Linked DNA regions of Mus musculus: regions 2 and 3 are each linked to region 1. A link is a loop called in an ENCODE intact Hi-C map of the cell type or tissue named here. Cell type or tissue: left cerebral cortex. All regions are shown on one strand. Links, peaks and the distances in the headings refer to the core of each region. The heading gives the core; the rest is flanking DNA. Region 1 has its middle 140 kb from the start of Gm31243. Region 2 has its middle 45 kb from the start of Bank1. Region 3 has its middle 70 kb from the start of Gm31243.

Region 1 (10,476 bases), core at 2,338-7,337:
GTGCAAATTTGAATAATCTGTTATTACTCTTGAATTATTGTCAATATTTCTCAAATGGAAACTCTTTGATTCTTCTGAGTGTTGCAGTAGTTTGATGGGATCAAAGATGACGTGCTCAGGAGAGAAGGCATGACTTAGCATGTATTTTAAAAATAATACTGCTAAATGTGGTATCCATTTAGGCCAAGGGACCCACATGTAGTCAAAGAATAAGTGATATCCTAAGGAATTGTGCAACTACAGGTCCTACCAAAGCATGTCTTTTAGATAGCTCTCAGGCAGGCTGTCCTCATGGATAGCTGACTTGTTCTTTTTCTAAAGATGATCTGAAGTATGGAAGTGGGTACTTGTAACCCTGGGCTAAGTCTGAGCATCAGCCTTTGGGATATTCCTGTTGCAGGGCCTAGACAACTCTCTATCCCTACAGTTGATTCGAGGTCTGGTTGACTCCACTAGAGCTGGATCTGAAGGTCATGAACTTAGCAGTGGCAGTGAACTCCTGCTGTTGCTATGGCTACTTGATTTGTAGCAGTGCCATCTATGACCTCTCACCTAATTTATCTAGACTCTCTTCAAGATTCATGCAAAGACACCACAGGCAAAATGCTTGAGCTATATGGAGAGCCCTTTGGAGTGCAGTCTTGAAAAGCTGATTTAAAGTTGCTGACACTCCATGGTCTTCAGAGTGAGCCAGCTGTTCTCTGGGCTGGAGAAGTGTCAGTGTGGGATATTTTCTAAATTCCTTTCTGCCAACTTTGGTAGCAGCAAATGTCTTTCCTGATGTCTGGAAATGTTGGAGAAATGACTTAAGAATTTACCTAGCAACACAGTATTTGAAAATAAGAAGAAAGAATCTTTCTTTGAAGTAAAGGTAAAATTGCATACAATTACCTAGACCCTTCAGAGGCAGAGAGGAGAGTTTAAAGTAGCAGCGCACCCTGAAGTGGCTTCCTCATCTTCCAGGCTATTATTCAAGGAAGATGCTTTTTGGAGAGCCTTGCAAGTGAGGGAGTTGCACCGGTTCAAATAAATGCTGCTCGCTGACCAAAATCTACCAGTCTAGTGGAGCATAAAAATTACTGTTCATGCATACATATCTACTTCTTATTTATTGCTAAGGTAAGAAATATCTAGCTACCTCTACTTTTCAAAATTACTATGCAACAGATACTTTCCCCACTATTTTAATTGTTAGATCTCCCAGGGTGTTTGTATTTAAAGAGGGCATTTGACTCATTTTGATCTTTGTCCTTTCTTGTGGTTTTATTGTTTGTTTATTTATTTAAATTTCCTTAGAACCTCACAGTTACATTACAGTGTCTGCGATATAAATAACTTTCCCAGTACTTTTTCTTTCTCAACCCTGTGTCTCATTTTTTCTTTTCCTACCTCCCTTCCCTGCATCGTAGACTCATTGCTCTTCCTCCTTTCTCTGGCCCCTTCGCCTCTGTCACATCAGTAACCCTAAGGCCCCTCCCTCTGTCACTGGTGCCTCTCCTGGGTTACCCTCAGGAAGAATAGGGTTTTGCTCATCACCTACAAGTACCTGCCCTTGTCCTCTCTCCTTTCTTAAAGGGCAGGTCCGGCTCCTTCTATCTAAATTGCAGATTCACAAAGAAACTCAAAAGAAGCACTGCATGATTTTTACTGAGGATTTCAGGGACTGATCTGGTTTTGTTGATCTGTTAAAGGAGGTGAATATCTGAGCAGATTGGGAATTAGCATTTTTTTGTTTGTTTTGTTGTTGTTGTTGTTGTTGAAACTCTCATTTAAGCTTAGGGAGTTAAAAGCTGATTTTAAAAGTTGAAATGAGTCTCATCTTCTGGTTCCTTTGGTGCTGATTTCAGCGTGTGACCTCTGCAGACTCCTAGCAAGTGTCACATTTCTCTCTGCTTTCCTGCCCCTGTGTTGTGGAGCTGTGGGGGCTGCTGTGGGGGCCTTGGGATTCCTGCTTTGTCATCCTCTATGCTCTCGAAGGTTCTCTCCATAGAACAGGCACTTGCTTATTATCTCTGCTTACATGATGCTCTCTAAAGAAATCTCACCCTCAACATCTGTCCAAACTGTAGCTCTGTAGCTCTGTTCTTTCACTGTTCACAAAGAAAAGAAGTCATGCAGGTGATACTAGAGGGTGGTTTTGAGCAAAGAATATAGCACAAGGACGGGGAGTGAATTAGGAAACCCTGGAGTCTGTTGATGTCTGGCAAAATGTGGCTAAGGAAGATTTGCTTTGCATAGGCTCCAGAGTGAGTTCACAATTGTGGGCAAGTCTTAATGCAGACTTAAGCTAATAGCTATGATAACATGATTTCGATTTGAGCAGCACTACTTTCTGAAGCCAAGGCTATAAAGATGAAATTGATTTCAAAATGCACACTTAAACCTTTCCTTTCAACACTAGAACACACAAAATGTGGAAGGTTAGAATTAACTAAGAGAATTAATTTCCTTAGAAAATGGTTACATCTGTTAGAAACCTGTTCATTTTTTATCCCGGTAACTTTGTGTCAGTGTCAGTAGGACAAGTGTGACTTTGGGCTAAAGAAAGCCATAGATAAGGTTACAGAAGGAAGGCCAAGAAAAGTGATCCTCTATTTGAAATGGTTTGCAGGGAAGGAACAACAGTTCAAACAGGAAATTAAAAATTGGAAATCAGGTATGCTATGTTGTAAAAGAGAAAAATGGTAGTTATTACTCTGCTGTTCATAGTCAATATCAAGTTTACAGTGTCTAGCTATTATTTGTTTTCTACAAGGAAGATGGGCTAGGATGACACTGAAGTTAGGTTGATAGCAGTTTAGGGCTTCCTGGAGGTGACAGAGTGAGAAATGCAGGGGACTTACTGGATAGGACATTTGTGGACAGCAGAGGTGGACACAGGCTGGTAGGAGCCTTACTGGATGGGACATCTGTGGACAGCAGAGGTAGACACAGGCTGGCAGGGGCGGGGTCTAGATTGCACTGCATGTCTGGCACCTAAGAAAAGAGGCGCAAGGAAGAACGGTGAGGCTGGAAGAGTTGAAGACTTCAGTGCCTCCTCTCCAGAGGTCTTAATGAGGTTCTGAGACCACTCAGCTACTCAGAACAAAGCTTACCCCTTGAAGAAATCCTACACTGGGAGAGGGTAGCCTGGCTACAGCTCTCACACAGTGCTCAGGTCTTGGTTGGGAGCAACAGGTAGGCAGAACTTCAGTGTAAGTGGCGCTGTGGATTCCAAAGTTCATTCATTACTTTTCCCAAAGCTGGCCACCCCCATGGAAAGGGCAATCTAAGTAGTTCCTCCCTATGTCTCTCTTATGTTATATGATGAGAGCTGTGCTAGTTAAGACTACTATAATAGTATTTCATAATCAGATGGGTTCAGAAACAACAAAGCCTTACTCCTCGTTGTTTTGTGAGGCTAAAATGTCTAAGATCAATGTACATTCAGAGTCTAATGGGGTTCTGGTTTTCTTGCTGGGCTGTCTTGCTGTGTTCCATTTGTATTGATAGGCAAAGGGTCTCTCTGGTGTCATTGGTGATAGCCGTGACCGTCTAGATAAACAGCCACTCCAGACTTCTACGTGTTAATGCCATTTTCTTTGGATCAACACATGAAGTTTAGAACTGGGAGACCAACATTCTGAGCAACTACTATTTGAATTCTGGCAGCTTCATTCTTTGTCAGGCAGGTTCACAGGTGTTTGCTTTTGTTTCTGTATTGAAGCCTAAGGATTTTAGCAAATATTTCTTTAAGCTTCATCCATTTATAACTCTGTAACTAGCATATATACCCAAACCACTCTGCTCATTTACGCAGTCTTTTTCATAAGTGATTTGAAGAAATTTGTCTGAGAATTGTGAGTAGTTACTGTCCCGCGGCTCGGGTTGTGCAAAACATGTGCTATTTATAATTGATTTTCCCTAATGTGTTTATTAAATCTTTGTCTCAAAGTATGTCAAGCATATGCTGCTAACAATGTAGTGAATCATTTTGTATTTCTACAATAAGGGGCAGTTAAAAAGTACCCAGTATCCAGCCTATTTCAAAGGACCTTGGGTGGGCAAGAGATTGACTATCAGTCCTGAGTGGGAAGAATGGTCGTCCTCCCAAAGATTATGATAGAATGCACCAGTTCCAATCACATCCCATCTGGAAGAAGTGTCTGAAGGCTCACAGGCTCTGCTTTCCATCTAAGCACACCCCGGACCACATGTCTGAGGGGGTGCTCAGCCAGCAGACACCCACAAGTTTCATCTGGTGCTAAAAAAAAAAAAATGGCAGATCAGAAAGCTTGGAGTGCAAGGCTGAAATAAGTTGCCCTGAACTGACTCTTGGGCTCTGTTCCTTGCTGCAGTTAGGACGCATGGGGACGGGATGTTTTCGCGTTAAAGTTGAAAAACTCTGAGAAGGCATTGGGAAAGTAGCTCAAGTATCACCATGGCATCTTTCTAAGAATTAAAAATTGTGCACTAGGAACAGTTTTAAGGAAAAAAAATGATGAAAGAAACTGACTTTGAAATAACTACTTTGAATAAACTCTACCTAAATAAGCTGAGCACCGAGTCTCTTGTTCACTTGAGCCAGCCCTTCCATCCTTCATCTCAGAATCAAATCTGGGTACACTTAATTTGTCTAGACTCTTTTCTTAGAATTTCCTTAAAAAGAGTTGATTGTTCTCTTCTGTAGAGAGATAAGGCTGCTTCCAGAAGATGAAAATGCATGGGTTAAAATAAATGATCATGAACATCGAAGTCATTTAAATTTCTTTAAATTTTGTACTGGAGTTGAGTGAGGTAACACAGGCACAAAAAATTAAACACCGAATGTTCTCCCTCAAAGTGGCTCCCAGCTTGAATCCATAAGTGAGCATGTGTAACTAGGAATTCTGTAGGAGAAGGAACTGGAAAGGAGCCCCTGAAGAGAGCTTGTCTTAACAGAGGGGATAGTGAATGTAGTGATTACATAAGCAGAAAGGGGGGTTCAGAGCAGGTGGGAAGGTTTAAAAACTGAAAGTGTGTAGGAAAAGGGGGATGAGGGAAGGAGGAAGGGTTAACCAAAATGACAGGAGAATGAAAAACATCCTTATATAATCTTATAACCAAACAAAGCCAAAACGAAATGAGCAAGCAGATTTGGAAGTGACATATCCTTCAGGATTGGAAAATAATTCTTGAAGCTATGGATTACTAAGCAAAAGCTCCAATGATAGGTGTTGGATAAATTCTTAAGGGTTATTATTGACTGATGTTGGTTGTAGGTGCCGTAGTACAGAGAGAAGCTCACCAAGATGCTAAGCCATCACTTTGCGAAGGAGCAGAGGGGTATAGCCTTTCAGGTTAGACTAATACCCAGCTAGCTCACTCCAGCTACTTGATTCAAACATCATACAAGGTTAATTGGGGCTGGGGAAGGTTCCAGCTACCAAAGTTGTCTTGCCCTTGCTGCCCATGAGAGCAGACACCACACACAAATTTCAGTTCTTTTTGACCATGGCTAGCCATAACGAAAAGTAAGAACTCCAGGTTTGCCAGGAGTGGGTTAGGTCTGAGATTAATACAGCTTCAAGCTCTCCTGTAGCTCCAAGTGCAGACCTTCCGGAGAGACAACATTTCTTCAAAGTTTGCACAGCCTCATAACAATTTCTTAGCCTCTACTGAATGATCCAAACTTAGCAAAGACTTTGGTGAAACATTTAACCCAAAGCCAGACATAAGGCTTTGCTCTACATATCACTACAGGTTATTGGTCAGATTATAAGACCCTACTGCTGAAGAAACCATATGTCTTGGTTGCATGATATAGAGAAAAAGCTGGAATGAACTAGAAGCCTCTTCCCTGCTAGCCTTCTTTTTATTTTAAAATAATATATCACTATTAGTTTTTTAATGAGAATAAATAGATAAAGTCTTTTTGTTTGTTTGTTTTGTTTTTAGTAGAGCTTAAAATATTGGCTCTTAATGTGGTACAAACACAAAATAAGAACAGTTTTTGGACATGGGAGTTTATTGTAATAAGGCTGTACTTGAATGTTCCTCACATCAAAGGATTTTACCTCCATAGTAGATAAGAGTTGACAGTTCTGCTGCACCAAGGAATGAATTGTAGGCATGATTTTTGGATACAGATTTCCTGCTATGGTCAAACCTATTTGACTTGAGTGATTGTCATCATTCTCAGCCCTCAGGGAGCAGGTTGCATTCATTGAAGAAATGGTATGTGTATTAAGATGGTATATCCATGAAGTCATTCATCAACTGTTTAAATGAACAATGGTTCTGCTTGGAGGGTGGCACAGACATTAGGTGAGGGTAAGATTCTGGTTCATTGGCTATGATGATTTTGAAAAGCACTCATCTCAGAATACGAGTAACTTATAAAGTCCTCTTCTTCAAAATTGATACAATAATTATAAATATCAAGCAAGGCCTTCAGTCTCATGCTTTGCTGTTGTCTTACAAGGCACCTCCCAAATTAATTGTCTACATTGCTCTTGGCTGTATAAATAATTTTGAAATACGTAAGCTGTTCTGAAAACCATAGTATAGTGTACAAACGTCAAATAATCAATCCTACTAATAGAGAGGCTGAGATAGGAGAAGCATGATTTCAAGACCATCCTGTTGCACACAGAAAGACCCTTTCATGTACAAACAAGCAGAAAGTGCATATGGATTGTACAATATAGGACTTATTTCTCCCATTACCAAATTAGAGGGACCATGGGATGACAGCTGGCAAATTTCTAATTCTTCATATTTTTGACTTTCAATCGATTAGGATATGTTGGTAATATTAATTTTCATATTACAAGATATTAAGGAAAAGTGATTGTTACTTCCTGTTAATTTTCTTGTTAGAGGTGGAATTATGTTTGAGTGGGTTTGTTTAAAGATTACTTTCTTGATTTTTCTAGGGTGTAGTTTCCTTCCTTGTGTTGGTGTTTTCCATCTATTATCCTTTGAAGGGCTGGATTTGTGAAAAGATATTCTGTAAATTTGGTTTTGTCATAGAATATCTTGTTTTCTCTGACTATGGTGATTGAGAGTTTTGCTGGGTATAGTAGTTTGGGCTGGCATTTGTGTTTTCTTAGGGTCTGTATGACATCTGTCCAGGATCTTCTGGCTTTCATAGTCTCTGGTGAGAAGTCTGGTGTAATTCTAATAGGCCTGCCTTCATATGTTACTTGACCTTTTCCCCTTACTGCTTTTAAAATTCTTTCTTTGTTTAGTGCACTTGGTGTTTTGGTTATTATGTGACAGGAGGAATTTCTTTTCTGGTCGAGTCTATTTGAAGTTCTGTAGACTTCTTGTATGTTCATGGGCACCTCTTTCTTTAGGTTAGGGAAGTTTTCTTTTATAATTTGTTGAAGATATTTACTGGCCATTTAAGTTGGGAATCTTCACTCTCTTCTATACCTATTATTCTTAGGTTTGATCTTCTCATTGTGTCCTGGATGTTTTGAGTTAGGAGCTTTTTGTCTTTTGCATTTTCTTTCACTGTTGTGTCAATGTTTTCTATGGTATTTTCTGCACCTGAGATTCTCACTTCTATCTCTTGTATTCTGTTGGTGATGCTTGCATCTATGACTTCTGATCTCTTTCCTAGGTTTTCTAACTCCAGGGTTGTCTCCCTTTGTGATTTCTTTATTTTTTTCCAGTTCCATTTTTTTTTTATCCTGGATGGTTCTGTTCCTTTCCTTTGCCTGTTTGATTGTGTTTTCCTGTAACTCTTTGTGTTTCCTCTTTAAGGACTTCTAGCTTTTTACCTATTTTCTCCTGTATTTCTTTAAGGGAGTAATTTATGTCCATCAAGTCCTCTATCATCATCATAAGAAGTGATTTTAGATCTGAATCTTGCTTTTCTGGTGTGTTGGGGTATCCAGGACTTGCTATGGTTGGAGAATTGGGTTCTGATGATGCCAAGTAACCTTGGTTTCTGTTGCTTATGTTCTTATGCTTGCCTCCCGCCATCTGGTTATCTCTAGTACTACCTGCTCTGGCTATATCTGACTGAAACCTGTTTTTTCCTATGATCCTGCTTGTGTCAGAACTCCTCTGAGTCAAGCTGTCTCTGTGATCCTGTGATTCTGAGATCCTGTGATTCTGAGATCCTGGGATCCTAAGATCCTGGGTGTGTCAGAGCTCCTGGGAGTCAAGCTGCCTCTGGGACCTTGAGATCCTGGTGTGACGAAGCTCCTGGGATCCTGTGATCCTGGCCATGTTAGAGTGCCTGGGATTGGAGCTGCTTGTGTCCAAGGTCTGCTCATGGCGCCAGCCCAGACAGACCAGAAGGAACCTGCGCCACTGGTTTGGCGGAGTTTCTGCATGCCTGGATCTCACCGGTCCCAGTAACTCCCTGTGTTGGGGACAGATGTTGTGTTCTCCTCACCTCTGATCCTTTGATCCTGGGCATGTTGGAGCACCTGGGAGTGGAGCTGCCTCTGGGTGTTATCCCTGCTAGCTTTCATAGTGCTGCAAAGTGATATGACTACTGCTGGGAAAGAACTCTGTGAACTATAGGATAGCCTTGCCAGGCAAGATGTTTGTCCACTCGTGCAATAGTGGCACAGTTGTTATGGGAACAACCAACTTATCAGTAATTGAAGTTGAGGCCCAAGTCACAGGGAAGAGTCCATATCTGACACTGAAAACTCAAAGCTCATTCGGGCACTTCAATCTGTTGTTTAGCTAAATTGGCATAGTGTTGAACTTCCTTCTAAATATATGCTTATAAATATATGCTTATTTGTTTATATCCATAAACAAAATACATTTTCAGTCTTAGAGATGTCACTCTTTCCAGTGAACCATGACAAATGCAGAGATTTATGGTGTTAAGAAAAAGTGATGGTGGAGTTCCAAACCTTAAAGTATCACATTCATACCATACCTTCTCTGTGTCTCAGGGAATGCTGAAGAAGAAAGTGTGGAAATATTACCAAAGCTAGAAGATAGCAAGAAGGGCTGGGAAAACCTCAACATTTGCGCTATACACAGCTATTGTGACTAAGAACTTTTAAGAACTGGAGATGACTGTATTGGGTTTACTGAAGAATGGGTCCATCAAGAGCCAGACAAGGATTGAAGAGGAGCTCACGGGGTCCTACACTTCACTATTTGCCTATTTATTATAGTTTCAGGGAAAGGGAAGTTGTTAATTTCAGTTATGTATCCACTGGATACATAATGGATAGTCTCAACCCAATGGCCCCAGAGATCTTCCTTTTTGAACTAAATTGGTCACAAAACAACAATCATGAATCTGAAAAAGGGTCAGGAAGTGAGAGGGAGGTTGATAGGTGTGGAAGGGAGCATCAGACTGGTGGTGGTGGGAAAGAGGTCTCAGGATGTGTTAGATACATGTATAAAATTCTCAATCAACTTAATGTTAAAGATGGCTTAAGAAAGTTCGCTCTTTCTCAAAACATACCTTGAGACTTGATTCCAAGGACCTATGGTAACATATGGGAGCACAGAATCATTTATTTAGTTGCTGCTGTTGCTGCTTTTTATCCACATATTTCTAAATCAGGTCGCCACCAAGTCTGCAGGTCAAGATCCCTGTCCATTTGTTCTTTTCACTACATGAGGGAATCTTGTCCCTCATGTTGTTGCTGAGGGCCTGTGTTCATTATAACAATTCCATCAGGAGCATGTTTAGAACATGACATCATTAGATACACAGCAATGGACAACTCCTCAGTAGTTGTCTGGGAGTATGTGCTAAGGTTTATCTGGATTGTTGGATATTAAGAAGAAACTGGGTTTACTGTTATCCCATAAAGGTGCCACTTGCAAGGTTCCACTCTGATTGTGACCTTAGGTAGCCACACAGTCTGCTATTTAGTTGTCCAATGGCATTAAAGACAGATCACTTCCATATTTAACAAGATGTCTTGTACAGCGGGAAAGTCTGAGCATTTCTTGCACTTGGAAGCTCTTACAGCACAAGTAGCATGAGTCAGTTGTCCACTAGAGCTATGCAAAGATGCTGCTTATTTGAAATGGTAGTCTCTAATGGAGATAATGAAAATATAATGTTGGTAATATTGAGCTGATTCTTGACAACAGCCACTGTAAAAGTAGGTCTTTGTTTTACATTCTTACCAAATCTCTAAATTGAGGCCATGTTTTCTATGTCGTCTTCAAGTCTCCTCTTGGCACTGTGGCGGAATTGTGCATATTTAAAGACTGGTATTTTGGAACTGTGCAAACCACATAAGTGTTTTTTTCCTACAAGTTATTTCTGTTAGTTGCCTCCTTTACTTGCAAGTTGACTATAAATGTCATAAAGTTTATGTCCTATATAAATTGCTTTAATTATGTTGGGTTTATGTAACTGCTTTGTGCTTGTAGGGGCTAAATGTATAAATGCATTTTCTTCTATAAACTCTAGAAGTTTGCTGAATGTCATAGTAAATAAATATAACCCTATTTATATGAAAGTGTTTATTCTCACTGGTTTAAAGTCCAAATCATGGAGATTGTTGTCAC
Region 2 (10,476 bases), core at 2,292-7,291, 330 kb after region 1:
GTGGATGAGTGTTTCCCTCTTCCCACATCCTCACCAGCACAAACCATCATTTTTTTGTATTAATGTTGGTCACTCTGACCAGATTTCTCTAAACATTTTATTGTGAGATAGAGACTCAGGGCACACTAAATGAAGGTTACAATGGCCTTCGCTCATTCAGACAAATAAAGCCTTATTTTATACCAGCTATGTGGACTAGGTCTGCTACCTCAACCCCTCTATGTCTCAGAACTCTGTGGCAAATAAGTCAGTTACAAGACTTGCTCTCCTAGCTCTCTCCGCAGACCTGTGTTTATTGTCTTGCCCTGCAGAGTAACGCAAGGAGCCTATTGGGAGATGGTCCTCCGGAACTCTTGTTCATGCATCTATTTCGAGTAGACCACTGGGGGCACTATTTATTATTCAAACAGTGATCTCTTTATGATGAAGTTCAAGAGAAAACTTAGCCTGTTGTTAGGAGCAAGAACAGATATCTGCTATTGCCCCCCGGAAATAAAAATGCTGTTGTATAAACAACAAGGTCACTTTCTGGTAGTTTCAGAAAATTAGGGCACGATTTTAGGCCTAATTTAGGTTGCGGATAGGCTCTCAAAGTTTTCATGATCATCCTGTTTCTTTTCCTTCATGCTGGTGTTTTATTCATCTTTCATGAGGTTCCGATGTCTGCCTTCATTTCTATTTTATGTACCACTGTAAGTCACAGTCCTGCCTTGGAAGAGAGTTGATAGTGAATATCAGTTGTCTTATTGTAAGCATGTTACTTTATCAGCATTCAATGGTCAATCACATTTTCCCTTAGGGAATATAATATATGCTAGGCTTTTTCAACTAGTAAAATAATGATATAGTTTCAGTATCTTCTAAGAACAGCCCTATAGTGAGAAAATGGAATGTCATAGATGTGGGGACTTGCCCTAAAATTTTACCTCCTTGTTTGATTCAATCATTTTAGCCTTCTTAGTTGCCTATACAATAGTTCTTAGAAAGACTGATTTGGGATGTCCAGTGGTGAAGAACTTTGGGTCATTCCATGTACACAGTTGACTAACTAACTAGAAAGCTGGAAATTGCTGGGATCCCATTTTATGGCACTTTCAGAAAGAAACCAGTAAATCTTATCAAATAAACTGCACAATAGGCTAAAAGCCTGAATTTTAAAAATTAAATTTAGGACATATTTGAATGAAGTATATGGAAAACAATTACAGAATGTCTAAGCAGACATAGCCTTCTCGGGTACGTGGAGAATGTTACCAAGAAGGAGAAATAGAGAGACTCAACCCTGCCAGACAGAAAAAAAAAGTGTAGGAAGAAAGGCATAAGACATTTTATGAAGAAAAATAAAAACAATTTCTTAAAACCATAAACCTTTGTACAAAGATGTGAGGGAAGCAGAAACCTCACACCATTTTCTTCATGGGAAGAAAGAGTATGCTAGAGGATTCTATGAATAGCAAAACAGAAATTCAGGAAAGATGAAGAGCAGCAGAAGCAGATGGCACTGTAATCTACCGGAGCAGAGATCAGAAAATGCAAACACAATAGGCTTAGGCACCCTGCTCCACGGAGATTGGTGAGGGAGAAGCTGCAAAGAGGAAGGCTGGCAAAGCTGCGGATCCCTTTGTGAAATAGAATTCAGCAAAGTCTTTCTGGCATGTGCAATAGTGTCTGGGTTTGGTCGTTTTATATTGAATGGATCCCTGGGTGGGGCAGTCTCTGGGTGGTCTTTCCTTCAGGCTCTGCTCCAAACTTTGTAACTCCTTCCATGGGTATTTTGTTCCCCACTCTATTTGATCTTCCTTCTTCTTGAGTTTCATGCATTTTGCAAATTGTATCTTGGATATTCTAAGTTTCTGGGTTAATAACCGCTTATCAGTGAGTGCATACCATGTGTGTTATTTTGTGATTGGGTTACCTCACTCAGGATGATATCCTCCAGATGCATCCATTTGCCTAAGAATTTCATGAATTCATTGTTTTTAATTGCTGAGTAGTACTCCATTGTGTAAATGTACCACATTTTCTGTATCCATTCCTCTGTTGAGGGACATCTGGGTTCTTTCCAGCTTCTGGCTATTATAAATAAGGCTGCTATATAGAATACAGGGCCCCCAATGGAGGAGCTAGAGAAAGTACCCAAGGAGCTGAAGGAGTCTGCAACCCTATAGGTGGAACAACATTATGAACTAATCAGTATTCCCAGAGCTCATGACTCTAGCTGCATATGTAGCAGGAGATGGCCTAGTTGGCCATCAGTGGGAAGAGAGGCCCCTTGGTCTTGCAAACTTTATATGCCTCGCTACAGGGGAACGCCAGGGCCAAGAAGTGGGGGAGTGGTGGGTAGGGGAGCGGGCGGGGGGACTTTCTGGATAGCATTTGAAATGTAAATGAAGAAAATATCTAATAAAAAATTGAAAATAAAAAGAAATCAGTTAGCACATGCTAATTGATATGACCTTTTGAAATGTATCCTAAACTAACTTCTGAAAAGCACTAAGACATTGAATAAGCAGTTTCCCTTTGGAATCTGTCCTCACAAGAGAGAAATGTGTTTAAGGGTGTTTACACAAGATATTTTATTCATCTGTAAGAGAACATTAAAATAAAGGAATGTATGAAAATGTATTGTGCCTAAGCTCAAAGCATGGTCATGATGGAAAATCAAGTCAAAATATAATATGCTGATATAAATCCTGATTTATATGATAGTATGAACAGTGTGATCTAACCATGGAGAAACAGGAAATCTGGCTTCTGCTTGGAAATGATGAGAGAATTAGAAAGAGTCAGCTTGGACTTTGTACTTATATTTAGAACATTTTATTGAGATCTATGTGGCATGAGAGGTTGTGGATTTGTATTTAATACAGTTTGGAAATGAAGATCCAGCAAACCAGTTACAACGATTTTCTGTGCTGTATACCCAGGACACGCCACCAAAAGTTTTCTCTGTCATCTCTAAGATTATTAGGTTTGGTCTCTTGTTACTTAGTCCAGATACTGGGAGATTATCAATGCTTCTCTCCTTTTATTTTTATGGAGAAATTATACTATTCTCAAATTTTAAAAAATGAAAAAGAAGTTCTGGATAGGGGCTTTTAAATGGAGATGTGATGTGGAAAAGAGGAAGCTGTCGATACTTCACAAGAAAAAGTGGCAATAATAAATCTGTATAGATCAAATATTTACCACCCAGATACTCCGGCCCAGATATTTCATAACTCAGAATGTTTCCCCATATTTATAAAGATAATAAGATGTGTTTATCTCAGAAGCTTTATGTGAAGTTCAAAGGCATTACACCAAAGATTGTATTTCAGCAAGAAAAACAACACAGTATTGCCCAACACAAACAAAACATGACTTCTCTTTTTTTACTTTTCGTTCTCTTTTTTGCATTTTATTTTATTGTTTATTTTTTATACTCCACATTTCATTCCCTGCCCCTCCACATCCACCCTCCATCTGCTCCACATCCCACACCTCCACCCCACCCCACCCCGTCTCCACATGGATGCCCCATTCTGACCCCACCTGACCACTAAACTCCCTGGAACCTTCAGTCTCTTGAGGGTTAGGTGCAGCATCTCTGAATGAACACAGACCTGGAAGTCCTTTACTGTGTGTGTGTTAGGGGTCTCATATCAGCTAGTGTATGCTGTCTGTTTGGTGGTACAGTGTTTGAGAGATCTTGAGGGTCCAGATTAATTGAAATTGCTGGTCCTCCTACAGGATGGCCCTTCTCTTCAGCTTCTTTCAGCCTTCCCTAATTCAACAACAGTGGTCACCTGCTTCTGTCCATTGGTTGGGTGTAAATATTTGCATCTGATGTCACTGAAGCTGGTGGGGAGATGGAAGAAGTGGGGTAAATGGGACAGAGACACCAGACACGGGAGTTATGCACAGTCCTGGAGACATTGCAGCACCATATGAGGCACAGGAGTTATCCACAGTCACCGGGACATCAGCAGCTCGAAGGTGAGAGGAAGGGTACTGGGTGAGAGAAACCGGGAACCAGCAAAGTTTCTTCATCTGCTTCAAGGGATTGCTGTGTCGAAGTGGCATTGCTCTGGTTTGCCATAGTTCAGAGTGACGACGAGGCCAGGAATGATTTCTGTTCCACCCGTGGCTATATTTCAATATTGTGTGGCAGTTTCTCATCTTAATTAGCCTCTGATTGGAGGACAGCTTGGCTGAAACTCACCCAGGAGGCTCGTGGGCAACCCACTTACACCCCTGCATCCCAGCGGATGCCACTCACAGATGGCCAATTTCCCCCACGGAGTGATTATTTTCATCATCGGTGAATAAAGTCCAGGGATTTTATTATGAAACCTTTGTCCTGAAGTAACTTGCTCAGAAGCACACAGTAAGTACAAAATCTCTCAGTAAAGCTTCAGCTCTTTTTTTTCTCCTACCAAACAGCTCATTTATCCTTAAAAGAGAGTAGGCACAACGGAAATACGCTGTAATAAAATCAACTAGGTTCTAAGAGCACTTTGTATTTTATTCCTTTAAAAATGTTTTCCTCTGTCTAGGTCTCCTTTGAATCAACAATATAAAAGCAAATCAATGCTCCTCAGCTGACATTCAGTACATCCCACGCTGGTAACGTGGGGGATGGATGAGTGCAGGGGCGTACTCACAGTGCGGAAAGTGAGCATAAAGTGTGAGCTGTCCGCATAAGACTGAAGAGACATCACTGTCACTTCCTGGTGAAGTTCCAAACCTGTCCTTCGGATCAGTATCGCTTTACATATGACTTGGTGTTTAATGAAGCCTCGGGAAAAGATCAGAGACAGACCATTCAGTCTAAAAGGAGGAGCCATCAGGCAGACGCTATAAGTATTCCTATTCATTCTTCTACAGTCGAAGTGTTTTCAGATTCCTAGAACATTGTGAGTTTTTCCTGCTTTTCTTTATTATTATTATTATATATTTTCTTTATTTATATTTCAAATGCTATCCCGAAAGTTCCCTATACACTCCCCCGCCCTGCTCCCCTTTTCAAAACATCCAAAAGAACACTTTATAAAATTACAACTGCAAAATACGATTTACACTGAGTGACGGTAACATCAGTTACGTAATTTAGGCTAATCTTGAGGAACGCTAGGCTACACTTGTTTGTTTTTTAAGGACTATTAGGAGACTAGACAGAATCTATCATAGTTTAGACATGTCTTGAGACAATTCCACTGCTCAAACTCCTGCTTATTTAATTCTGTAGGGGTTCTTTCATACCTCCCACTTTTCCTGATCTGTCTCAAAATGTTGTGATGGCAGAAGTAGGGAAACAATGATAATTTTATGGAGAATTTATTTTATTTTATTTTGTTTTATTTTATTGAAAATAGATTTTATTTTGGTATATTCTGGTTATAGTCTCCCCGCTACTCCCCCAAGTTGCTCCCCATTCACATTGACATCCTTTCTGTGTCAGAAAACAAATCAGCATTTAAGGAATCATAATAAAATAAGATTAAAAAAATAGGAATCCGACCAAACATCCAACCACAAAGAGACTGCAGGAAAAGCACAAGGCATGCATATAGATGCAGTGACACTCCCACTCACACACACAGGACTCCTACCAAAAACACAAAAGTGGAAGCCTTAATATATACACAAAGGACATCTATGGAAGTAAAACAAACAACAACATGGAGAAATCTGCCTGGTGGTCAACTGAAAGCCTCATCCCTTCTGCATATTGTTCATAATGACAGAAGGAGTCATGGATGCTGCCAGAAAGGAGATCCCCAGTCACACATGGCTATGGATTGCAAGCTGCAGCAATAACCTGCCTGGCCATATGTGTCCGTAAGTGCAATAGTGGCACGCATGTTAGAAAAGTAGTCAACGACTTTTGAAAATATTGGATTAAGGTCTTAATTATGGAATGGAACACATACTTGACTGTGTCTAGAAAGGTCAATGCCATTAAGGGGGAGTCTACTACTACTATTCTGTTACATGGATATAACAATATAAAGGTTCCTAATCATACATTATACCCATAAAGCATCAACCATCATTCAGCTTTGATAAGAAAAGCATTTTCTTGCAGTAAACAGCAATGAACACCAAGACTTAGGAGTGCTCAGCTATAAATGGGTGCCTACAACATACCCCGCTTCCACCTCAAGGCTCATGGATCTATGTTGAAATGTGTATGAGAGTCAGAGGTGATGGATGGCTCCATGGAAACAGTGTCTTCTAGATACAACATGGTGGATACACATATGAAGTCACAGGAACAGTGACAATATGAACGAAACCAATCTACCCAAACTCAAGCTATATAAAATGGCAGCCTGGAGGAGGAAACAGGGGGATAAAGTCAGACCCCTAGGTGAGGAACTTTGATATTTTATTGCTGCTGGAAGAGCACAAGTCAGTTTTGTTCAATAGAGTATCACCTGGCTTACACCACACTCCAAGACACGCTCCATGCCCACAAGTAGGACAACGCAAACTAGACTTGAGGGACCAGACTGTGGGATGTGTGTGTGTGTGTGTGTGTGTGTGTGTGTGCTGAGAGAAAGAGAGTACATGAAGTTGGATAGGTAGAGATGTGAAGGAGCATCCAGGATAACTGGAGGGATTAGGATGAATATGATCAAACTATATTGTATTAAAATTTCAAAGAATAATAAAGTCATCATTTTATAAAGCGATATGTGTGGTTGTAAGTTTCTGATTCTTATACTTGGGAGGTGGACAGAGAAAACTATCTGGGGCTCATTAGCTAGCAAGTTTCAGATCACTGATTGAACCTGTGTCACAGGCACTTGTGCACATACACACCTCCCCCAGTCCCCACCCCCACATATACACACACGTAAAGACGTGAATAATAACTGAGGAATATTATCAGAGGTTGTTCTTCTGGCTTTCACATGCACACATTTGCAAGAGTAAATGTGTGCCTCAACACGTGTGTACCTGCACATACATGAACTATACACATTTTTACACATATGTGTGTGTGCATACACATGCACACAAACATATTCATATCCCTCTCACTCCATAAATCTTATTCCATTAATGGCTAGAAAAATGTGGATGAAAAATCTCTACTTTATGTCTCTGGATTTCTCAAAACATCTTTGATCCCTATCTCGTCAGCAGACTTTAATTTTTACAGGGAGTGGGCTTCTCTTTGCATGTGACAGAGGAGAATGGGTACAGAGTTCTCTGGATTAGACTGCCTCTCAAAGCTGCAATAGGGTGGAGTTTGTCATCGAAATCAAAATTTATGGAGAACCGGGGTTATAGCTCACTGTACAGCATATGCTTGCTATGCGTGATACTTGGATTTTAATACACAGAATTATAAGTAAATAGATTAATAAAATTTTGCATATGATTAACTGTCCTAAGAACTATAATCAGAATTAAAATGGATGGACTATGAAAGGGGATGTCACTTAGATCATTTAATATATACTCTAGAATGAATCTATACATTCTCCTACAAACAAACTCATTCTGCTTTCAGTACAAGCAGTTCCAGGGATGAACTCACCTGATGTTATACAACTGATGCTCAAGATGGTCCATAATGCTGCCCATGCCTGACACTCAGGTTCTGTTGTTAGCCTTACCCTTGAACATAGAGGTAGAAACTGATGGTGTCTAGCAACTTGGCAGCAACAAAGTTGGGTCTGCTGCATCCATAATGATATCACGAGTTTATAATGTGCCTTTAACCAGTCTTTTATTAATTGCTTTCTTGATTCATACAACTTATTGAGAATACAACTTACTGGTTGTAGAGGGATCCTTTCTCACACTGTGATAATACAGCTCAGTTAGGAGCTGTTTTAAAATAGAGGTTCATTCATTTTCATTCCCATTTAGTCCTTAGACACAATGGTGGATTTCATAAAGACATGTTCGTGTGTGTGTGTGTGTGTGTGTGTGTGTGTGTGTGTGTGTGTGTGTCACTGTATTGTCACTTCTAGCCATTCCCTTCTCCATCTATCTCTCTATTATCATATTAAAGAAAACATGTATTATTACTTGCTTTTCTGAATCTGACCTAATTCCCTTTATATGATGTTCTCTTGTATTACATATTTTCTTGTAAGTGATATAACGACATTAGACCTTATGGCTAAGAATACTTATTTATGTATAGGTGTTAGACTTTCTTTATCCTCTCATCTACTCATTAGAGGCTATTGTGAATGCTTAGGCTATTGTGGATGGTGCTCTAGGAAGTATAGTGATACAGGTGTCTCCATAGTCCTCTGACTTAGAATCCATGAGGCATATTCTGAGGACTATTACAGCTGGATTACATAGGAGCTCAAGTGTTAATTTTGGGGAAACACACATACTGATTCTCCCAGTGGCTGATTTCCTACATCCCCACCAGCAGTTTCTAAGGCTCTCTTTTGTCCACATGCTCCTTAATAGTTGTTATTTGCTTTCTTAGTGATAACTATTCTAAGTGGAGAGAATGGACTTTCAATGTCTGTTTTATTAGTATGTCCACAATGTTAATTTTATGTAATTCCATTTGTCATTTCTGGGGATTCTTTTTAGAGATATTAGCACTTCCTTCGGCAGTCTATGCATGTCTTGATAGGCTATCTCTGTGTATTCCTTTAACAGTTTTGGAGATTTGAGTCCTACAATATGGTCTTTCATCCACTTGGACCTGAGTTTTTTATATGATGAGAGTTAGGGATCTATTTTATCCTCCTACATGCGAATGTGTAGTTTTCCCTGCAACATTTGATAAAGTGTTTTCTCTCTAATGCATGTTTTTGGCTTCTTTGTCAAAATTTTGGTGGCTGTAACTATATGGGTTTATTTTGGTGTCATCTATCTATTCATCTGATCTCTGCATGTGTTGTTGTGAGGGCAAAATATTGTTTTTTTTACTATGGCTCTGTGGTTGAAGTTGGAATCAGGCACTGTGATACCTTGAGCTTTGTTCTTTTGTTCTTTTGTCTGTAAATATCTAGGTTATTTGGGTCTGTGTGACTTCTACAAAAATTTTAGGACTGTTCTATTCTGTTTTATTCATTACACACATATATATGGATATATATCCTACATATATAAGTCCATATATATATATATATATATATATATATATATATATATATATATATATATATGGAATTTACAGAAATGATTCTTGCAAGCTAACCCAACAATAGCTAGCTGTGAACAAAAAGTCCAAGATTTTGTAGTAGTTGCTCAGTCCCACAAATCAGAGAGTCTCATCTCAACTTCTGTATATGCTGGAATCCTGAAGAAATAAGTTTCATCCAATATCATTGAAGGAATTGCTGGCAAGGCAAGGGCAAGTAGGCAAAGAGTGAAAGCTTCCTTCTCCTATGTCCTTATAGAGACTTTGAGCAGAAGATGGGACTCATATTAAAGGTGTATCTTCCTGCCCCAAGATGTGTATTAAAGATCTGTGTCTTTTAGCCTTAAGATCAAAGGTATCTGTGCTACTACCTCAAAGGTCCAGACTAGACATAGATTCACCCACTTCAAATCAAGCAGAAAATCTCCTATGGGTGTGTCCTTCATTTCTGGATTGAAGTTCATTTCAAATATAGTCAAGTTGACAACCAATAATAGCCATTACAAATATATAGATATTTTTAGAGCATTAATTCTTCCTACTATTCAATTTTTTTCCTTCATTATTTGTATATTTGTTGTGGAGATCTCTTAATGAACTGGCTTATTTTTATTGCACAGTAGCTTTTTTGAACTATTGTGAATGAAACTTATTATTTTCTTTCTTAGCATGCTTGTCACTGGCACATAAGAAAGCTACCGATTTTTGCAGATTGATTTTGTATATTGAAGCTTTGATAAAAGTATTTTTTCAGTTTCAATAGTTTTCTGATGGAGTCTGTAGGACTTCTGAGGTATTTATGGAATATTGTATGCAAATAGAGAGCTTGACTTCTTTCTCTCTGTGGTAGTGGGAATGATTAATGTCCTCCATGTTCTCTGACATTTGAACACTCAGTCCCAATTTGGTGGCCCTGGTTTAGAGAGCATGCCTTTTCTGGAGGAAGAATATCTCTGGGAAGTGGGCTTTGACTGTTTAAAGACTCATACTGGTTTTACTTTGTTCTCTTTGCTTAATGTTTGTAGTTGAGGCTGTGAGCCCTCAGCTTCCAACTCCTGGCACCAGGCACCCTGCAGCCACACTTCCTCGCCATGATGGGCTCTTATTACTCTGGAACCTTAAGCCAAATAAACTCTTCATTCTGTAACTCAACTTGGTCATGTCATTATATTACAGCAACAGGACAGGAACTAATACACTTTTCTGTTTGTATTTTAAAGATTATGTTTCCTCTTGTCTTAAGACAAGTCTTCCTCTCTGTAAGACTTAAAGGAGTACATTAAGTAAGATCAGGGTATGGTCTCTGTCTTCAATTTATTTTAGAGGAAACACTGTGAGTTTTTCTCCATTATAATGATGGC
Region 3 (10,476 bases), core at 2,340-7,339, 68 kb before region 1:
CCAATGTGGAATGGAATCCTATAACAATTGCATGCCTTTGGCTTCCTCTGTTTCCCAGAATGCTCTCAAGTTTGGTGTAGATAATTACATATGTAAAGAGCTGGTTTTCTTTTTTAAATTTCCCCCTGGCTAGGTCATTATTGTGTGGACTCACTATTGTTTTTCCAATTAGTGAATATTTGAGCATGTCTTATGAATAAATATGCTTTGACACACACTCTGCTTCCTTCTTTAATTAATCTTAGAACAAGCAGGATTTTGGTACCATAGAGCATTGGCAAGATTAATTCCATCTGAAGCTGCTTTCTAAAAGCAATACCATGGTGTACCACTCTGCCAGCTTATGAAAACACTAGTTGTTTTGCATTTTAGTTACTGTCATGGCCGTTTATTTACTTAGCATGTTTATTGGTGAATTTAAACTTTTTACCACTCTAGTAGCTATGGAGTGGTTTATCATTCTAATTTAATTAAGGGCCTTTTCCTCTCTTAATCTCAGCATAGGATAGAGTCAGATGACTATCTTTATTATCTACTAGCCAACTGTGTTATAATGTTCATCACCATGGATCTCCACGCCCCCCACGCCCCAGGATTATTGTGTAGGTGCTTCTGTACCCCAGAGGATACTGGAAGGGATTCTCCGACTTGGGATAATGGGGGGTCCCCAAAATACGATTACTCCTACTTCATTCATCCTCTAGTGAGTGTTTCTCTCATAGATGAGAAGGCTAAGGCTGAGTGAGCTTGGATAAGTTGCCCAAGCACTAAGAACTGATAAGCAGAGGTTCTAGAACCCAAGGCCAAGTTTTGTGGCTGTAAACATGAATTTACACTTACTCTGAAGTTTGGCTGATAAAATGTTTTGAGATCCCTCTGTTTCAAAAGCTGAACAACATCTCTTGAAAGTCTTATTTCCCAAACCTGGGGTGTGACACTGTGATCTTAGCTCACATGAAGTTGAGGCAGGAGGATTACTAAATTGGAGGTCTGGGCTACATAGTAACTTACAGGTTAGCCTGGGCTTCTGAGCGAGACCCCCAGCTCAAAACCAACAATTACCATAAAAAAAAAGCAAAATACTAAAATGCACATAAATCCTAATTTTTAAAGCCTTTGATATATTTATGAATTTCCTGGACTGTTGTACTCCCTGTGGTACATCTTGTTGTCGTAGCTAGTCTTGAATCAATAAGTTGAAATTTACTCCATAGTCACAGTTATGGTCAGTACCATGTCAAACAACTCTGATGGGATGTGTGACTCTCAGTAAATGGTACCTAAGGTGTTTGGATGGGGTAAGTACAGGATGTTGTGATGGAGCTTTATGTACCCCAAGTGTTCCTGAATGCATACACTGTACCTAAGTAGGTCAATCACACTCTTGTTCCCTTCCCAAAGATGCAGAATTTGCTTTAATGCTCATCCTGTAGTAATTAGCATAGAGCACTTGTATTTTAACCTTATGTTCTCTAACCAAACCTAGCTCCATCTAGATTGTTGTTGTTATTATTTTTAAAATATTTATTTTTAATCTTTTTTTTTTTACAGTCCAGTCCTTATCCCCTTCCGGTTCACCCTCTGACAGTTCCTCATCCAGTTCTTCGTCCCCTCCAAATGCCCCTCCCCTATGTCCACCCCCCACCCCACCCCCACCCCATGAGGCCTCTCTCCACTTCCTGGGGCTTCAAGTCTCTTGAGAGTTAGGTGCATTTTCTCTCACTGGAGCCAGACCAGGCAGTTGTATATGTGTCAGGGGTCACAGACCAGCTCATGCATGCTGCCTGGTTTGTGGCTCAGTGTCTGAGAGATCTCAGGGGTCTGGGTTAGTTGAGACTGCTGGTCTTCTTATTGGATCTCTCTCCTCAGCATCTTCCAGCCTTTCCCTAATTCAACCACAGGGGTCCCCAATTTTTGTCCACTGGTTGGGTGTAATATCTGTGTCTGCCTCAGTCATCTGCTTGTTGGACCTCTCGGAGGACAGCTATGCTATGATCCTGTGTGTAAGCACACCATAGCATCAGTAGTAGTGTCAGGCCTTGGAGCCTCCCTTTGAGATGGATTCCCCAGTTGGACCAGTCACTGGACCTCCTTGCCTTCAGTCTCTTCTCCATTTTTGTCCCTGCAGTTCTTTTAGACAGGAACAATTCTGGGTCAGAGTTTTTGACTTTGGGATGGCAACTCTGTCCTTCCACTTGATTCCTTGTCTTTCTACTGGAGGTGGGCTCTACAAGTTCCCTCTTCCCACTGTTGGGCATTTCATCTAAGGTCCCTCCCTTCTCCCTTTGAGTCCTGAGAATCTCTCACCCCCCAGGTCTCTGGTACATTTTAGAGGATTCCCCCCACCTCCTTCCTCCTGCAGTTGAATATTTCCATTCATTCTGCTGGCCCTTGGAGCTTCCCTCCTTAGATTGTTTTTATTATAGGTCAATGATTATTACTCTAAAGGACTAGGGGTGGCTGACATGTGGCACTGATCTGAACTCACTGATTTACTCTACTTTTGAGTTGCATCAGGATTTGAGGACTTAGCATCATTTCCCTCCTATTCAGTTTCACTAGGAATTCATTTTCTGCTGTCAGCAAAAAGTTCAATAGCCATATTCTATAATATCTGCTGAAATCTTTGCTATTCTTTGATAATTTGTTCACAATAGCATTCTTTTAAATGAAACTTATTTAATTATGCAGAGACAACCTCTTGGGGGCAACAAGCAAGAGATCGTTTCTGACATATGCATATTTTTGGCATGGATTACTGGCAACAGATGAAATTGCAGTTTATTAAGTTTAAAACCAGAGGACATGGTTATGCAAATGCTAAGCTGATGAATTTGAGCATACTTTTGATTATTTGGAGAGTTCTTTAAGTATAAAGAGCAGCCAAAGAGGACAAATAGAGAGTAGTAATATTTAAATGTCTAGGCCTGGCAGGATTGCTCAGTGATGGAGCATGTGTTTAACCCTCGCAGGTTCCAAGTTTAATTCCCAGTACCAAATAAATAAATAAATAAATAAATAAATAAACGCTAAACATGAAAACTTAATGTTCTCTTTTCTTTTGTCTTTCCAAGACTTCTGTCCTATTTTCCCCCAAGTATTCAACTTCCCGGGGGAATAGGAAGGGTGAGTGGGCAGAGAGTAAAATCTCTTAGGGGAGGAAATAGCAAGAATAGATCAAGAAGAACTTCAGCCTTCTTAACACCACCATAGATTCCTGGGGCAGGGTCATAGTCCTGGGAATCTGTCTTAAGAAGAGTGTCCTGATTTCCTTTAGAGCTGCCTCTGCCCACCCACAGCCAGATGCAGAGGTTTCAGGGATGCTGCGGATGTCAGGGGGATGGAACAGCCTGCCATGAAAGATTGCTAGAGAGGGAATCCCAAGAGATGTATGAGAAGGAAATGGAAAAGCATTTATGTTAACATACTGAAGATCAACTCTGTGGTTGCTTCTCTCTCTATATAAGAACATTTAACTATGTATGTGTGCCAACTCTTTTCATCCTCTGTGGACCCATGAGGCAAATTTATGCCTCATTTCCATTTTGCATTTGGGGAAAACTGGTACAAAAGAGACACTCAGAAACTCATCAAAGATCATACCTAATAGGCAGCAGGGCTGACTGGGTTTTGTTTTGTTTTGTTTTGGATTTTTTTTTTGTCTCTAGTAGCTCTAAAGGAGAAAGGTTATGGATATAACATGGGTGGGCAAGGGCTGGCAGCTTCTCTGCTTGAGACCTGTTCAGAATGATGAAATAGCAGTGAACATCACTGTTACTAACAGTAGGCTTGACCATCATAGTAGTTACCCCAGTATGGTCAGAATGTTCCTGGCAGTGGAGTGTGGGCTAGAGATAGCATTGCAGACTCCTATTCTGCAGCAGTTTGAAGGGTTCTTCTCAGAGAGTTGGAACTCATGACTTTACCACAGGAAAGAATTTAAGGTTTAGCCAGTAAGAGGCAGAGATAGAGTTTAGTAGAAAGTTATTTTAATGTAGATTTAATCATAGTGATAAGAAGACTGTAGCCCAGGAAAGGGAAGGGGAGACAGATTGTCTTTTAAGAGCCAACTATCCACTTTTGGTAGGCTCCGAAGTTGTATCTTAAAGGACTGTCATGGTTTTGAGATCATCAGGTGGCTTCTAAGGTGCACTCACTGGATTAGATCACAGCTGATCACAAGGGTTGTATAAAAAGTAAGGCTGCTTTTCTGTAAAGTTAATAGTCTTTTTTTTTTTTTTTAAATGAGATCTCCTAGAAGGAATCTGGTATAAGGGTAAGACCATACTTAATATTATACATGGCTGGGCTTAAGCATGATTCATTGCTATCTTAACATTCTTTATCTGAAACTATCTCTACATAAAAGGAATATTATCTCTACACGGGAAACCTTCACTTCAAATTTTGGTAACTGCGCAGGATTCCTTGACTCCCACAAGATCCCTACCAGACACTTAAGCAGACTCAGGAGTGAGGGTTCCTTTCCCTTCCAAAGTATCCTTAATTTCCCTATCTTTCTATCCTGTGTCAAAAAGAGACAGACCATATGGAATCAGCTTCCTGAGCTGCCTCCAAAGCTGAAGGTGAGATGCTACACTGAGGCTTCGCAGCTGGGGAATGGAAGCCCACCTGACCCCAGCCCAGAAAGGAAGCTCTGACGACTATGAAGAAAACCTGGTCAGTGGCACGGTGGCAAGTCAAGGTTATACTAACCTGAACTTGGTATGGCAAGACAGACTATACAAAAACCCTAAGTCTCATGGACACGAAGTGAAGTTATGCATCCTCACAGCAGGGAAGAGATACCCAGGAGCCTCAGGTTGCCATGGAGATCTGGGCAAGCAGAACACATCACATCTTCTTAAAAGCATCACAAACCATAGCCTCCACTCCACCACACAGTGTAATGTGTCATTTACAGAGGAACAGGCAGGGAGAGGGCTGCCAGAAGCAGTAGTTTATCTTTTCTGAGAGAATATTTCCCCCGATGAAGTTGGAACTATTGGAGGAGATTAAGGAGACTAAGTGTTAATTGAATTTCGTTCATTTGTTTCTTCCGTTAACTAGTGTAGTTGAGACTAACACAGAGGGCCAGGGAAAGTGCAGGAAGAACGCTCATTTTCTTTTCAGTCTGAGTTACAGTGGGAGTTAAAGTTTATAAGCCTGCTACAAAGAATGGCTCCGCAGAACAGAAAATATAACGAGAGGGAACAAATGTTGTCAATCGTATAGAAAAATGAAAAGAAACCATATGTAAAATAGCCAGGAAAATTAAAGGGAGGAGATGGAATTACCCAAGACCAGCAGAAGAGGGCCTGACATCTTCATGGTGTCTACTTACATGGGAAGCTCACTTAACACCAGAGACTTTGTAAGACACTTAATGCCAGTGCTCCCTAGCTGTTACAGAAATATATGTAGTTGTTGAAAGGAAAAACAAAAACCCAAATACAGTGAGTAGGATGGGGAAAGAAATGACAGCTACAGAGGGAGAATAACAATTTCTGTGTCTCAGTGGGCTGTTCCAGGGCCACCCACACCTTCATTTGTCAGATTGTACTGTTCTTTCTCCCCATGGTACTCCCTCCCGGCTCTGGTCTGGAGGGTGGTGGGTGGAGGGAGAACAGAGTATGGCTATCCCCCCACCCTTCCCAGCTCTCCAACTACCTCAGCTTATTTCACCCTTGCCTGAACACGCCCACAGCCTCACTGTGCAAAAGCCCCTTGCACGTTGACTTAGACAACTGTGAAGGCTTCCTGACTGATTCTGTTCCCTGATCCGTGTCATGTGTCTTGGCCAGAGCCATCACCCCAAAACCTGGGTGTTGCAGTTCCATCCTCCCACACACCTTCATAGTCTCCACTTTGAGATGGAGCTTGTAGGCAAGGCTCTTCAGAAGATTGTAGGAGCTTTTCTACCTCCTATCCCAAGGGTTATTTTTTGAAGCTTTGTAGCGACTATACAGCACCCTAATTTGCTTTTATAGAATCTATTATTTTGATCATTCACCAATCAAGACATAGAGATAGTTTTCTTAGTTAGGGTTACTAACAAAACACCATGACTAAAAAGCAAGTTGTGGAGTCAATGGTTGTTTGTTTGTTTGTTTGTTTGTTTTCCTCCTTTTTTCTTTTCTTTTGGTTTGGCTTACACTTCCATATCTTCTACACTGCTGCTCACCACTGAAGGAAATCCGAACTGGAACTCAAGCCCAGTAGCATCCTACAGGGGTGCTGCTTCCTGGCTTGCTTCCCCCTATTTTGTTCAGCCTGCTTTCTTATAGAACTCAGGACTGCCGGGCCAGCGATAACATCATGCATGAAGGGCTGGGCCCTCCCCCACTGATGACTAACTGAAAGAAGGTTTTATAGCTCCATCTTATGGAAGTATTTCCTCAGCTGAGGCTTGTTCTTCTCTGATAACTCTAATTTGTGTCAAATTGCCAAAAAAGGGGGGAGGGCAACACAATTGTGAAATAGGAAAGAGAAAAAATATAATGAACATAGTCACATGATAAGGCCTGGTGCTATCAAGTGGGACCTCACAAGTATCATAGTATCATGCTAAAAACAGCTGTATCTATGGTCCCTAGAAAAGAGGCTTAAGACTTTTTCTCTGGGACTGATTAGATGGAGAAAGGCACTTGCTAAGGAATTAAATTTGAGCTTCAGACCCTATACAGTGGAAGGTGAGAACCTTCTCTGGCAAGTTGTTCTCTGATCTCTACAACTATACTGTGACACACACACACACACACACACACACACACACACACACACACACAAACACCCACACCCCATATTTAAAACAACCCAATAGGCCATTACAAATGTACAAGGGACAGGCTAGCCAAAAGAAGGATGTCTTTGCTAGTCTTCATGTGTGCTAATAAAAAGAAAGATAGAAATACTGGGTTGAGAGTAGACAGGTGAAACACACACACTCGACTCTTCAGTGTTCTTGAAAGGTAATTTATATATAATAAGTCTGTCAGCTTTAGGTGCACACTTCAATGAGCTTAACAATGAGCCACCTACATAACCACCGCCCCATCATGCAGAACGCTCCATCACCCTGAGCTACATTCCTGCCCCTCAGAACCTAATTTCTTTTCTCTCAAGCACTGATCTGTATCTATCACTCCAGTTTTGCCCTTTCTACCATTTGTTTGGTCAGAATCTTATTCTCTATATTCTTGTATGCTGGGTATCTTTCCCTTGCTGTGATCTTATTGACACCAGAGAACATAGTTTTATGTTAGTCGACAGAAGCTGCATCAGGGATTATAAAAAAAAAAAAAAACAAAAAACCTTGGGATTTTCTTTAGATTTGTAAGACTCAGAAAGTGATGAATTAATTTCTAGGTTTGATGCTTATTTTTGGTGAAGTTGTGGTCAAGTTAAACAACTTTTTTCTTTTTTGAGGATTGCTTTTTTTTTTTAAGCCACTAAAATAGAGGCAAAAAAATAAAATGTTATGAATGTTTTACTAATTATTTGGCTTTAAAATGAAAATATTAGAGTGTGGAGTCTGCAACTCATATCTCAATAACTGTTCTTGCCAGCACAAGTACATGTACCGATTTACCCGTATTCTCTGGTTTAATTACTAGTGCTTCCTTCTTATACCCATACCGAGTCTCCGTTTTAAAGGTAAATTACATTGAGACTCCAGTTTCTTCCTCTGCCTCTACAATAGAATACTCAAAATAATGATGGTACAGGATGAGGCTGTGTCATAGCTTCCTCAAAGCAGGTGGTCCATTAACTAACAGTTGACTAATGAGATGTGTGCTAGTGGGTTTTGTAGACCTGATACAAATCTAGACATACTGGGGAAGAGAAAAACTTAACTGACAGAAAGCCTCCCTAAGATTGTGCTGTAGTTAAGTCTGTGGTGAAGATATTACCTTGGTTAATATTTGACTTGGGGGGACCCTTCCGACGGTAGGGCAGTGCAATCTCTGCCTGGGCAGGTAGTCCTCGGTACTGTAAGGAAGCAGGCTAAGTGAGCTGTGTGGAGGAAGCCGATACACAGTGTTCCTCCATGGCTTCTGCTTCAGTTCCTTCTCTGACTTTTCTTAGTGAAAGAGTGTGGTCTGAGGGTCATAAGCAAAACAAACCCGTTCCTCTCCAAGTTGCTTTTGGTCATGATATTTTAACAGAGAAATAGAAATCTTTACTAGGATAAGATGTAAGACTGAATAAGTGAATCTGGGGAAATATCCTGATGGGTGGGGCTGTGTCTTTCTCTTTGTTTTCTTACTTCCTCTGGCTGAAGTGGGGCCATGGTGGTCAGAGTCATAGAGGCCATAAGGGGAGTTTCATGATGGGATCCATTTGAGCAGTCAGTAGATAGAAGTCTTCAATTTTAATTAATAAAGAAGCTTTTATTTACCATTGAAGTTAGTCTGATTTTACCTTTTGTTGTCAAACTTCTACAACGAACATATCAATCTCTACTCTCAAGTAACACTGAAGCCGTGAAGTCCTAGAGTGCTCAGCACAAAGTGTTCTCTAGCTAAGTATCACAAGAAACTTTTTTTTGTTGTCAGTAAAATATAGTGAAGTATAAATATTCTTTATTATATTTCTGTTCTTCAAGTACAGGACATATTTATGTTCTGCCTGCAAGGTAGAAGATTGGATTTTATGAGCATCTGAGGGTGTCTAGACTAATGAGTTTGTAATTTGAAGACTCGGGAAGCTTGGTCATAAAATAAAATGAGACAAGAGATTCTTCTCTGTATAACTGCCACCTAATCACCAGCTCTTCACTCACAACTGTAAATTGAAGTCGCTTCGTGTCTTCTAAGAGATAGAGAAAAGGATTTAAAATGAAATCTCCTTTCTGGAACCTTAAGAGGGATATTGTTCAGCCAGGCAGCGGTGGCACATGCCTTTAATCCCAGCACTTGGGAGGCAGAGGCAGGTGGATTTCTGAGTCTGAAGACAGCATGGTCTACAGAGTGAGTTCCAGAACAGTCAGGGCTATACAGAAAAACCCTGTCATGAAAAACCAACCAACCAACCAAAAAAAAAGTAAACAAACCCAAAAACCAAAAATAAATAAATAAATAAACAGGGATATTGTTCAAGTTTTGTTTAGCTGTTCTTTCATCAAGGTACAGAGGTTTTGTGGTTGTTGTTGTTGATTTTGTTTTGATTTACTAATTACAGGGCAGGAGTTTCTCTCTCTCTCTCTCTCTCTCTCTCTCTCTCTCTCTCTCTCTCTTTCTTTCTCTCTCTTTCTCTCTTTCTCTCTCTCTCTCTCTCTTTCTTTCTTTCTTTCTTTCTTTCTTTCTTTCTTTCTTTCTTTCTCTCTTTTTTCCTTTCTTCTTTCTTTCTGCATTTGAATTTCCTCTCTAACCTCTTGGCATTTCTCTAGGGCCACTGCTTGATACAGGGGTGAAGACAGTTAAAAAAAAAAAGGCTTACTAGATCACCTGTATCACTGCTGCCTTAGGACAGCCATGGGGTTTGTTGTATCCTATGTGTTACTGGACTGAGTGCTCTCCTGTGGGCCATTACAGCAGGTCAGTCCCTGAGTCCCTTTCAGATTACTACCTACATGATCCCTATTTCTTTCTAGAAGCTGAATTATATACATAAGATGATAAAATTCTGCTTAGGAATCCCATGATCCATAGCTCCAACTCTCCAGTGCCCCTGTCTTGTCTTATTTCTGTGCCTTTGCTCATTTAATTTCAGACAGAATATCACTATCTCAGTTTATCTCTCTGTGTAAGAGGAGAGTCTTTGCATCTTTATAATGAAAGAACTAGGAGCCGAATGGCTTGGAAACAACAGAAATTTCTCAAGGTTGTAAAGGCTGAGATATCCAAGATGATGTGTATTTTTAGAAGATTTGACAGTTGATGGGAGCCTGCTTCCCAATTCCCGGTCGTGATTCTTCTTACTTGGTCCTAACACGGTAGAAAGCACAGGACATCTCTATGCTGTTTCCTTTATAGGGACACTAATCCTATTCATAGGGCTCCATTCTGGTGACTGAAGACTTTAAGGACTGAGTGACTAGACCAGTAGTTCGCAACATTTTTTAAAAATTTTTTTTATTGGTTATTTTCCTCATTTACATTTCCAATGCTATTCCAAAAGTCCCCCATACCCTCCCCCCCACTCCCCTACCCACCCATTCCCACTTCTTGGCCCTGGCTTTCCCCTGTACTGAGGCATATAAAGTTTGCATGACCAATGGGCCTCTCTTTCCACTGATGGCCAGCTAGGCCACCTTCTGATACATATGCAGCTAGAGACAAGAGCTCCGGGGGGTACTGGTTAGTTCATATTGTTGTTTCACCTATAGGGTTGCAGAACCCTTTAGCTCCTTGGATACATTCTCTAGTTCCTCCATTGGGGGCCCTGTGGTCCATCCAATAGCTGACTGTGAGCATCCACTTCTGTGTTTGCAAGGCCCTGGCACAGTCTCACAAGAGACAGCTATATATGGGT

Evidence for each region. Peaks named below come from ENCODE experiments on the same cell type or tissue, not always from the same donor. Only the 100,000 strongest peaks of a DNase experiment are listed, where the experiment ranks them.
Region 2: it touches region 1 in a loop (2.2-fold over the local background); 2 of 42 quality-filtered maps call a loop at or near these places.
Region 3: it touches region 1 in a loop (7-fold over the local background); 2 of 42 quality-filtered maps call a loop at or near these places.

The regions. Positions count from the first base shown.
Region 1 is chr3:136,035,427-136,045,902 of GRCm38, forward strand. No RefSeq gene overlaps it. Among named protein-coding and RNA genes, the nearest start is that of Gm31243, 140 kb to the left of the region's middle. In left cerebral cortex, for the core only: no CTCF peak of the experiment used is centred there; DNase peaks (open chromatin) are centred at 4,232, 4,828 and 5,314; H3K27ac peaks cover 1,950 bases.
Region 2 is chr3:136,365,462-136,375,937 of GRCm38, forward strand. No RefSeq gene overlaps it. Among named protein-coding and RNA genes, the nearest start is that of Bank1, 45 kb to the left of the region's middle. In left cerebral cortex, for the core only: no CTCF peak of the experiment used is centred there; DNase peaks (open chromatin) are centred at 4,267, 4,624 and 5,545; H3K4me3 peaks cover 686 bases; H3K27ac peaks cover 1,233 bases.
Region 3 is chr3:135,966,986-135,977,461 of GRCm38, forward strand. It overlaps the pseudogene Gm16500. Among named protein-coding and RNA genes, the nearest start is that of Gm31243, 70 kb to the left of the region's middle. In left cerebral cortex, for the core only: no CTCF peak of the experiment used is centred there; DNase peaks (open chromatin) are centred at 3,433, 4,573, 4,838, 5,553 and 1 more place; H3K27ac peaks cover 3,358 bases.